2 separate regions of the Homo sapiens genome follow, and region 2 is linked to region 1. A link is an interaction called in ENCODE POLR2A ChIA-PET data of the cell type or tissue named here. Cell type or tissue: PC-9. All regions are shown on one strand. Links, peaks and the distances in the headings refer to the core of each region. The heading gives the core; the rest is flanking DNA. Region 1 holds the start of LOC124905138 (a long non-coding RNA gene). Region 2 has its middle 21 kb from the start of WNT7B.

The links. Peaks named below come from ENCODE experiments on the same cell type or tissue, not always from the same donor. Only the 100,000 strongest peaks of a DNase experiment are listed, where the experiment ranks them.
Region 2: POLR2A ChIA-PET joins it to region 1 with 10 read pairs; 7 of 35 experiments call an interaction of 5 or more read pairs at or near these places.

What each region holds. Positions count from the first base shown.
Region 1 is chr22:46,140,393-46,145,757 of GRCh38, reverse strand. LOC124905138 (a long non-coding RNA gene) reads left to right here and starts at 1,530. Exons shown (of 2, transcript XR_007068140.1): 1 at 1,530-2,332; 2 at 4,613-5,365. In PC-9, for the core only: no CTCF peak of the experiment used is centred there; no DNase peak of the experiment used is centred there; H3K27me3 peaks cover 1,562 bases.
Region 2 is chr22:45,995,438-46,000,802 of GRCh38, reverse strand. No RefSeq gene overlaps it. Among named protein-coding and RNA genes, the nearest start is that of WNT7B, 21 kb to the right of the region's middle. RefSeq lists enhancers at 3,073-3,742, 4,706-5,365 and a silencer at 4,202-4,351. In PC-9, for the core only: no CTCF peak of the experiment used is centred there; a DNase peak (open chromatin) is centred at 3,232; H3K4me3 peaks cover 536 bases.

The DNA of each region.
Region 1 (5,365 bases), core at 234-5,233:
TCCTGGTGTGAGTTTGAGGAGGGAGCACGGGGGTGGTGCAGGGTGGGGCCTGATGAGTGGGTCATATTTGGGACATGGTAACCACCAGCTTGAGGGCTCTGTCAAGAGTTGCCTCCTACAGGAAGCCTGCTTGGCAACCGTCCCCCTGCCAAAGCTGCCCTCTGCCTTGTGTGGCCACCACCTCCTGTGTTCCATGCGGCTCTTGTCGCATCCAGCACCATCTTTATGGCGGCCCACTGCCCGGTCCTGTCTCTCCACTCAGGACAGCCGACAGGCAGGCCTCATGCCTCGCAGACACCAGCCCCAGTGCCTACGTGTCTCCCGCCCGTGATCCCCTGTCCCACCCTATTATCTGCCTTTCACCAAAGCATCCTGCCAGCCAGGAAAGGCAATCTGAACCGGAGCCTGTGCAGCTGAGTGGAAGGGGGGCTGCCCTATTGCATTGCTCTGCTTGGGTTTCACTAAAACGTGGGATTGGGCCATGGTCCCTCATCTCCTGGAAGGGACAGGTCATGTTTGACAAAGTTTTCTGGGTCTGCAGCAAAGTGAAAAAAACAAAACAAAACAAAACAAAAAAACAAAAAACTGACATTGTGAAGAGTTTCCTATAGAACTTCAACTAGCTGATTTAAAGAAATACCTCGGGGCCAGGCGTGGTGGCTCATGCCTGTAATCCCAGCACTTTGGGAGGCCGAGGCAGGTGGACCATCTGAGGCCAGGAGTTCGAGACTAGCCTGGCCAACATGGTGAAACCCCATCTCTACTAAAAATACAAAAATTAGCTGCGCATGGTGGCACGTGCCTGTAGTCCCACCTACTCTGGGGGCTGAGGCAGGAGAATCGCTTGAACCCAGGAGGCGGAGGTTGCAGTGACTGGAGATTAGCCTGGGCGACAGAGTGAGACTCTGTCTCAAAAAAAAAGAAAAGAAAAGAAAAGAAAGAGCCTTGGGCTGGGCATGGTGGGCCTGTAATCCTAGCACCTAGGGAGGCTGAGGCAAGTGGATCACCTGAGACAGGAGTTCAAGACCAGCCTGACCAATATGGTGAAACCCGTCTCTACTAAATACAAAAAATTAACTGGGCGTGGTGGTGCATGCCTGTAATCCCAGCTACTTGAGAGGCTGAGGCAGAATTGCTTGAACCCTGGAGGCAGAGGTTGCAGTGAGCCAAGATTGCGCCATTGCACTCCAGCCTGGGCAACGAGAGTGAGAGTCCATCTCAAAAAGAAAAAAAAAAAGCAATAGCCTTTTTTTTCAGGCCAGGCATAGTGGCTCACACCTGTAATCCCAGCACTTTGGGAGGCAGAGGCGGGAGGATTGCTTGAGGCCAGGAGTTTGAGACCAGCCTGGGCAACATAATGAGACCCCGTCTCTACAAAAAGTAAAAAAAAAAAAAATTAGCCAAGCATGGTAGCACGTGCCTGTGGTCCCAGCTACTCAGGAGGCTGAGGTGTGAAGATCACTTGGGCCTGGGAGGTCAAGGCTACAACGAGCTGTGATTGCACCACTGCACTCCAGCCTGGGCAACATTGAGAGGCTCATTTCTTTTCTCAAAGAAAAACAAGACAAATATCCTTTTCCTTCCCAAGACTATATCCTTTATATTCTTTTGTTGTTGTTGAAAATACCTTTCCTTAGTGGGAATTGCTTAGATGAAGTGCTGATATTGGTTAGCTTTGACTTGGCAAAACCAAGATATTGGCAAACACCATGTTTGTCTCCAAAGCTGTTGAAAATGGCACCCATCTGTAAGAGCCCAAGGTCCAAGGGCCGACCCCTCACCCCTCAGATGTGCTTTATTTACTGATAAACATACAGCACCAAGAATTCTTGACATTTTCCCAATCTTTCCATGCCAGCTCTCTTCTCCATTTTATTAGTGATATTTATTTTCAAGTCAACACATTGGTTTGTGTTGAGACTTGCAGCGTTGGAATATAAAGTTCTATGTGAGGCCCTGATTTTGATCTTTCACAAAACCAAGGAGCAGGGTGCGGGCTACAACCTTGAGAACCTGCAGGAGCTACGCCCACACGGGCCTTGGCTGGCATGACATTGGACACCCTCCCAGGGGGGCCCCCGGCCTGGGGAAGAGCCTCCTCTCTGCCTGGGAGCCTCAAGGTGTGCAGAGGAGGGAGTTGGCTGGAGCCAGATGTGTGAAGGCAATCAGTGTTTCTCTGCAAGGTGACGGTGGCGTGGGGCAGGCAGACACAGGACCAGCATCCTGGCAGGCAGGGTTCTTGGATGGCTGGTGGGGAAGACAGGCTGGGAGACTGTCAATTCATCGTTCCCCCTCTCCAGGTGGAGGCATGAAATTAGATCAAAGCATCTTGGTGAGTATTCGTGATGAGTTGAGTTTTTAAAACAAAACCAAATAACTAGCTAGTGGGTGCTCAGTGGGTGGCAAGGACTGAGTTGGCCTTTCCAAGCATGACCCTGCTTCCCTGTCCAGCGTGCCCAGTGCTGACTTTCTCTCAGAGAACATGGTGGGCTCTGGGCTCCTGTGGAGTTTCCAGGACGTTTTCTCAGCTCTGCCTGTTCCCTGGCTCCCTGAGACTTTGGAGTGCGCTGCAGGAGGGACTGGCCATCTGCCCGGCCTGGTCTAGCTGCTGTTCACTCAGGGTTGGGTGCTCTCAGTACCTCCTCTCCCTGCTGGGCTAGGAGTCTGCCCTCACTGCCTCCTCATGCCTGGGGCAGACCTCAGTTTCCCACTAACCCCATTCTTCTAACTCCCTCTCTGTGTGCCTGCCTCCCTCATCACACCAGGAGGGGCTCCGGCAGAGGAACCCTGCCTTCCCCCATGTGTGGCCTCGGCTCCTAGTAGGCAGAATCCTTCCTGCTGCAAAATGGCTCCAGCTTCATGCTGCCCACCCTTGGAGTAAGAGTCAGCCCTGAGCCCAGGCAGGCCAGGGATGTGACTGAGAAGCATAAGCAGTGGGCACCTGGAGGGCCAGAGACGCAGGCTGAGGAGCTGGGATTGTCCTGCAGACAATGTTCTTGGGCAGCCAAGAAAGATGCTTGAGCACCGGCGGGCTCAGATGCAGGGGACCTTCCCAGTCCCCTGTCCTCACCTGCTCAGAGCCGGCAGAAGGAGCAGGAGCGGGGTCCTGAGACACTGTTCCATAAGGGACAATGGCACTGCTGCAAAGATACCACAATGGAAAGTGGTCTTGCCCTACTCGAAAGACAGTAGTTTGAGTGGGAACTCAAAAGTACCACTTGTGAGGCACAAGTCTGTCTTCTTTCTTTCCTTTTTTTTTTTTCCTGGTGCGGAGGGGAGGTTGGATCTTGCTCTGTCACCCAGGCTGGAGTACAGTGGCACAATCATGGTTCACTGCAGCCTCAAACTGCTGGGTTCACATAACCCTCCTGCCTCTGCCTCCTGAGTAGCTGGGACTACAGGTGTACACCACCATGACTGGCTAATTAAAAGTATTATTATTGGCCGGGCGCGGTGGTTCACGCCTGTAATCCCAGCACTTTGGGAGGCTGAGGCGGGCAGATCACAAGGTCAGGAGATCGACTAAAACACAGTGAAACCCCATCTGTACTAAAAATACAAAAATTAGCCAGGCGTGGTGGTGTGCACCTGTAGTCCCAGCTGCTGGGGAGGCTGAGGCAGGAGAATGGCGTGAACCCGGGAGGCGGAGCTTGCAGTGAGCCGAGATGGCACCACTGCACTCCAGCCTGGGCAACAGAGCGAGACTCCATCTCAAAAAAAATATATATATATATATATATATATATTTATTATTATTATTACTATTTGTATTATTATTTGCAGAAGGGATCTTGGTATGTTGCCCAGGGTGGTCTTGAACTTCTAGCCTCCAGTGATCCTCTCACCTTGACATCCAAAGTACTGGGATTACTGGCATGAGCCCAGTGTGTGGCCTCAAGTCCATTTTTTAAAGTATTTCGGTGGCAAGCTTATGCAGGCATGGCAAAGCAAAAGTGATCAAATCCAGTGAGGGTGCTGCTTACAGGGAGTTAACAAGTGACTCGGGTAATTATGTAAATTCTAAACTCTTAGCATCCGCCTCAGAAGGTGTTAGATTCAGGAAATGGCAAACAAAACTGAAAACAGAAAAACAACTATAGGAAAATGCCCATGTGTTTTACAAGGCAGGCTCTGCTTCAGCCGTGAAAGTGGATCAGGAGTTAATCTGTTTCTGCAGACGCATTTTATGAATAGCAAATCAGTTTCTCCCTGTTCCTCCTACATCGAGGCTGGACACACCTTTACAGGGGATCAGTGTGAAGGGAAGCTGGTGAGGCTGCCTGGGAAGCCCCCTGCCTGCGTCTCCCAGTGGACTTCTTGGGAGCGCCCCCTCCCTGCCTCTGCCCCTCAGCGCCTGAACTGTGGCCACTTGCACTCCTGTTGCCTCCCCAGTGGCTTGAACTCCAGAACTTGCCACCCTTCAGTGGAATTCCTGGAGGAGTGAGGAGCTCTGTGCTATGCTTGGCCACCGAACATGGGCCATCTCTTCTATTATGGTTTGAAATGTCCTCTAGTGTCTTGTTTGGTAATTTTCTAATAATATGGGGAGACCGCGCGGGTGTCCGCTAGCTTGTCTGCTGGTTCTTACTCATGGTGCCTTCTTCCCTTTCAGACTTGGATATCTTTGTGTGCGTCTTGGGGCCCTTTGAAGGGTGTCTGTGGGGTTTCCGTGAGGCCAAGGACAGAGGTTCCTTCTCACAAGGATAGTGTTTACTTTCACATGGACAGCCCAGACCACCTGGAACCAAGTGCACAGAAGCCCCACCATCTCCGGGCCTCCCGGGTGTGATGGGCAAGGGGTCCAAGTCCGCAGGAGCTCCGAGGCTCTTTGTGCTTGAATCCGTGAGTTTCCTTTCCTTTTTTCCTCCCACTCCTTTTAATGCTAACGAATTCCTTGTTTTGGGGCAGGGGCCAGGGTTATCTCTGCTTCAGTCTTCACCCAAGGTGAGGCCTTTCACGCTTCCAGCTTGATATGCCCCTATCAGGCTCCTCATACCTTGACCTCTGTCTACCCCTCTACTCCCTCCAAGGTCAAAGCCCAACTTGCCAGGTTGGCAAATGCTCGCAGGCACCAGTGACCCCAGCGTTCTTCTCTAGGTTCTTGGTTTCCCCCTGAAACTTGGCCTGGAGGTTTCCCACTAGCTTAGCAGCCCTTTGATGCATTTAACTTAATTTTGTTATTGTTTTATCCAAAATTCTTGCTTGTTTTCAGAGGGAAAGGGGGTCTGCCATTACTGCACAGAGAATCTGGGACAGTTATTATAACCATAGAAATTTATTTTCCATGTGCTGTCCCATCTTCTTGATGAGACAGATGTTTAACAGCTGGAGAACTGGACCCATCTTTGTCCCCATCTTGCCTAGC
Region 2 (5,365 bases), core at 175-5,174, 140 kb after region 1:
AGGGTGGGGTGGAGGAACTTTCTCTTACAGCCACGTGAGAGGCCTGGTCTGCCCAGCGGGGTCCTGAGCTGTTGGTTCTCCAGGCACCTTCAGAGCCACTGGGTTGGGGGTTGGCCAGACTGAAAAGACTGGATGCTCAGGGCTGTGCTCCCTCCGCACCTGCCCTACCTGCAGGGAGGCAGGAGCCCAGCTGGCCAGTGGTTGGGTGAGGACAGAGGTGAGGGTGCTAGGAGCAGCCACTAGACACAAAACCAAGTCCCTCAGCACAGGCCCCTCATCTGGGAGGCACCTGGATGGGAGGACAGGTCCGGCCAAAGAGGTGCACACATGTGGGGCTGAGGAATGGGGTCCCTGCACAAAGCCGGCGTCTGCATCATGGGCAGACAGACCACCATGTCCTCATGAAGTGCTGGCTTCTTTCCTTCCACCTCCTCATTTATAGGGTTGGAAGAGTGACAGCTGAGACCCCAACCTCAAGTGCCCAGGCTGTTGTGAGGACGAAGCAGGGGGCTGTCACAGGTACGGGCTGAGGGCCTGGCAGGTAGGGGCTGTTTCACCTGGAAGCCCCAGAGCCCGGGAGAGTGCAATGCTCCGAACATGTACAGGATGGGAAGGAATTCCACACGCTCTTTTCCTGTGCCATCCCCAGTCCGCCATGGAAGGGAAGCATCAGGAGTAGGATGTGGTGCCTTTTAATTGTACCCATAGAATAGTAATTTGTGTAAACTGCCCCTTTCCCTTTTTGCCTCTGCCACTGGGAAGCTTGGAGCCAAAGCCGTGGGCCTATCTCTGCCTCCACTTAGACCTACCTTCTCTCCCCGTTCCCTTGGTCTTTCACCTCTACTTTTAAATACATGTTCTGATGTTCTGCGGCATCTTTGCTGCACCCCCAAATCCCTTCTGGACAAGGCGACCCCTGGCTCCTTCCTTTGAGCTCCTTGGTTTCTACAACCCTTAAGATGCCCCCACCCCACAGTGGCGAATTTCACTCTCTGGGAAGCGCGGCAGCAGGTGCCTGGGACGCGCCCACCGGAGCCTGGGCTTTGAATCCCTGTCCCCTACTCCACGCAGTGTCAATGTCGCCTGGCCGCCTGCACGTCTGTTTCCTTTGTGCTCAATGCATTTTCTAAGGCAGGTGCCAGGTGGTAGCTGTCAGTGTCATTTCTATTTCTGCTGTTGATTTGCTTGTCTGCTTCTCCAACTGCCTGGCCCCCAGGCTCCTGAGCTCAGCAGGCAGGGAGTGCATACAGAACATCCCCCCACCTCTGAGCTGTCCCCTGTCATTGGACAATGCCCCTAGATGGCACCTCAGGCCTCTGCGGGAGTCTGGGGGCTGTGGGAGTCTGGGGGCTGGTGGAGGCTGTCAGGAGAGGCTGCCCGGAGGAGGTGGTGAGACCTGAGGGCTGAGTAGGGTTAGCCAGGGCAAGGAAGGCAGGGGAGAGCAGATGGAAAGGTGGCTGTGAGGAGCAGTTTGGCCAGGTGTGTGGACAGCCCCTCTGAAGCCAAAGAGTCTAGAAGGTCCTTTGAACCTGGCCCTGTGAGCCTGTGCCGATCGGGCAGAGGGGCCCACATGACAAAGGCACGAGGCATGGCTCCCATGTGCCTGAGGAGGGGGAACAGGGGAGAAATAAGACCCAGAGGCTCAAGTGTGCTGTGCTGAAGAGCAAGGCCTTCAGGGAGGCGACAGGGAGCCACAGAAGGTTATGGGGGGGAGGGTGCACAGCAGGCTCTCTGATGCTTACATTGAACACACAGTTCCAATTTGATTATTTACTTGAACCCAATGACTCCTCTGGCAGTGGGCTTGGCTGTCCTTGCCTGGTGAAGGGATGTGACTTTCTCCCCAAGGTTGCACCTCCTCCAGCCCCAGGCAGCTGCACGGTCAAGGGCAGTACCCAGCAAGGGACGATGGAGATGCCGGCCAGCGTCTGAGGTTAAAGTATACTTTGAAAAGCGTGGCTAACGTTTGAAGGAAAACAGCAAAAGAAGAGTCTAGAAACCAGATCCCTGGCCAACAGGAGTCTACGTTCCAAACAATGTCCCTGAGGAGACAAAGAGCCAGGGCCCCTGGGGGGGCACTGCTGCCAGCCCTGGGGAAGGGACCAGGCTAAGAGGGCTCTCAGATCCTCAGGACAGGAGAGGGTGGGCTCTGCGGGCCGGGCAGGGCTGGCCTGTGCCCACTGCCTGGGGGAACTCAGCCAGCGGGAGCTGTGCACAGGTGCACAGCTGGGCCCTGGTGAGGGGTGGGGATGAGGAGCGGCAGGTCCAGGAGTGGCCGCAGGAGCAGTGACCCAGGCGTTGGGTGATCCAGAGGGACTTGGCCCATTAAGGGGACTTGGCAGCCGTGCCAGCCTGGAACAAGAGCCCGCAGAGGACACCTGCCTGGACAGATGGCGTCCAAGGCGGGCACTCCAACAGGGATGCTGTGAATGTCAGGTGCCACCGGGCACTGAACTGACTCAGTTTTCACACCTGAACAGGATCATACACATTCAGCTGTGGACAATTGAATCCATTTCCCGCCTCTGAGGCTTCACCATCTTTCCTCAAAGGATGAGGGAAGTGTCCGGTGACCCTGGCTTCGAGAGTTGGGGTTGGGGAGGGGTAGGAGGCACAGGGTGGTGGGTTGGGACTGTAGAGTCAGGCTCAGGGCTCAGCTCAGGGCAGGTGCCGTTGGGACCAGGGAACCATTACAGGTTCCCAGGTTTGACCTCTGCATCCCCCCAGTCCCTGCCCCTGAGGTCTGGGGTCCAGATTCCCACAGGGCCAGTAGCTGAACTCTTTTTCTTTGGGGAGGAGGAGGCAACCAGGCCTGGAGTCACTTCCCTTGTAAACTAGGCTTTGGCTTTTCTCTCTTCCCCTCCCTCTGGGCGGAGAGGTGGCCGACATCTAGTCAGGGCAACTGTGGGTCAGTCACCCACAAGCTGGAAAACCAGATGGTCCTGAGAGTCTACAGGGGACTGGGCTGAGTTGGGTGGGTGGAAGGACAGGGAGGGTTCTGGCCAGCGTTGGGGGGGCCCGTGCTGGAGGCAGGGCGGGTCTCCATGCCCAGCCTCTGTCCCCCAGGTTCCAGTGGTGGAGGGGGTGGGGCAAGTGGAGACAGCGGAGGGCGGGGGTTAGGGGGGCCCTGGCTTCCTCCAGCAGGCTCCGCCTGCCCCAGCAGCTGCTGCTTCCGCCGCTGGCCTGGCAGACAATGCGCTGGCGGGGAACAGTGGCCCGGGGCCAGGGCTGTCCATCCCCCCCAGCTACACAGGAAGACAGAACTCAGAAGACCAGTGTGTCCTGAAGTGAACTCGCTGCCCAGGCGCTGTGATTTAGGGCTGTAGATTCCCAGAGGAGATGCCTCCAGTTTGAGTCAAACTGGTTTCTTTCAGGCTTAAAATGGCAGGGCCCTGGGACCCCGTTGGGGAGGGGGTCGAGTTGGGAGGGATGGCCCTGGGAAAATCTCTACCTCATCTCTCCCTTCTCCTGCAGCCCTTGCCCTCGGGCTGTGTGGGTGGCACCTCAGCCCTCCTGCCACAGGGCCTTTGCACGGCTGGGCCCCTGCCTGCAGTGCCCTCTCTTGAGGTCCCTCAAGCCTGCTGCATCTGGGTCTCAGTCCAGAGGCCTCCCGTGGCCTGCCTGCCTCTCCATCCTTGCCTTAGAGCCCTTCCTGTCCCCTCTCCCCAGACATGGGCCCTGACCTGTGCTATGATTTCCTGTCTGGGTCCTGAGGTCCCCTCAGTCATTCTTGTTCCTCCTCTCCTGCCTACTCCCCCTCCTGGCACTCTCCCCTGAACCCTCAGGGCTCAGCTCCTGTGGTCCCTGGGCACCCTTTCTCCCAGGCCCTGCCTACCCACGTGGCGTGGGCCCCTCCATCGCCTGCACACCCCTCCATCGCCTGCACGCCCCTCCATCACCCATCGCAACGTGCCTGTGTGCTTGCCCGTCTCCCTGGCCCTGGAAATACTCCGGACGGGCGGGGCCGCTGCAGGAGCCCACCCCGATGCCAGACCTGGGCCAAGAGAAGAGGCAGGCTCTGCAGAGAGGTCCTGGGCAGGCAGCATGGACCTGGGCTTCCCCTTCCTCAGCATAGACCACAGCCGGCCACCAGGCCGTGGAGCAGGAGGGCGGCCCCACTGAGCTCCACAAAGCGGAACCGGCCCTCTGAGTCAGCGCAGGGAGCAGAGACCAGAGTCAAGCAGCCCTCCCTGGATGGGGGCGGCCTGGAGCTCTCCTCCCTGGACTGGGATGGCCTGGAGGTCCCCTCCCTGGACCGGAGCACCCTGGAGGTCCCCTCCTTGGACCGGGGCACCCTGGAGGTCCCTTCCCTGGACCGGGGCACCCTGGAGGTCCTGGTGCCTGCCCTGGCCCCACTGCCATAGGCCAGGACTCAGCTCTGTCCCAGGCCTCAGGCCCAGCCCTGCCTGCTGCTGACCTCCTTTTGACCCAAGTGTCACCCCCGGGGCGTTACGTGGAACTTACCCTGGGCCCGCAGGTGGTTCCCAGGGCCCAGCTATCCCCTCCTCGCCTCTCAGACTCAGCCAAGTGGCATCGCCTCAGGGAAGCCCTCCCTGATCTGCCTTCGGCGCTCCCTGTTGCATCAGGTGCCTTCCAGCTTGGAGGAGGGTGGTCTGTCTGTCTGTCTGTCTGGCCGACCGGTCTGTCTCTCCCGCTAGACTCTGAGCTTGATTTAGCAATTCATGGACTGAGGGGGACTGCTACACTTTGGTGCTGATTTTGGTAACTTCAGAGCCTCTCAGCCCAGGCCTGGCACATAAGGCCCGCAGGGAGCTGCTTGTTGGTTGACACTCATGGAATGAGTGAACTCTGGAGCCTTCCTTGAGGCATCGAGCTCGCCCCTGCCTGCTGGCCCACCGCTCCCTCGCCCTGGCCACTCATGGTGCGGGGCTGTGGCTTCCGGAGCCCTCTCCCTCCTGAGCGTGAGCTCCCGGGGGGGAAGAGAACAGGGTGGGAATCAGCCGTGAGAAGGAACGGAGCACAGTGCGGCACCGACTCACTGTCACTGATGCTGTGACAGCAACCACAGTGAAGAATCACACAGCCGGAGAGAGCAGGGGAGGGCGTGGAGAGATTGGAGCCTGTGCACACGCTTGCTGGTGGGAAGGTGAAATGGTGCAGCCACTGTGGACACCGAAGAGAGAGCCAGAGCCACCATGGCATGGACAGGAACAGGTCCCCTCCTGCGTGTAAGTCGGGAGAAGCGGCCACAGGGACACACCAGACACTTGCACCCTGAGGTTCCTCACCGCTCACAGAAGCTGAGGAGAAACAGTCCCGGCGTGCACCCAGGGGGATGGAGGAACAGAACAGGGCCTGTCCACACCTCCTCTCTCGCCACCTCGGGGCTGGGCCTGGCTGCTGC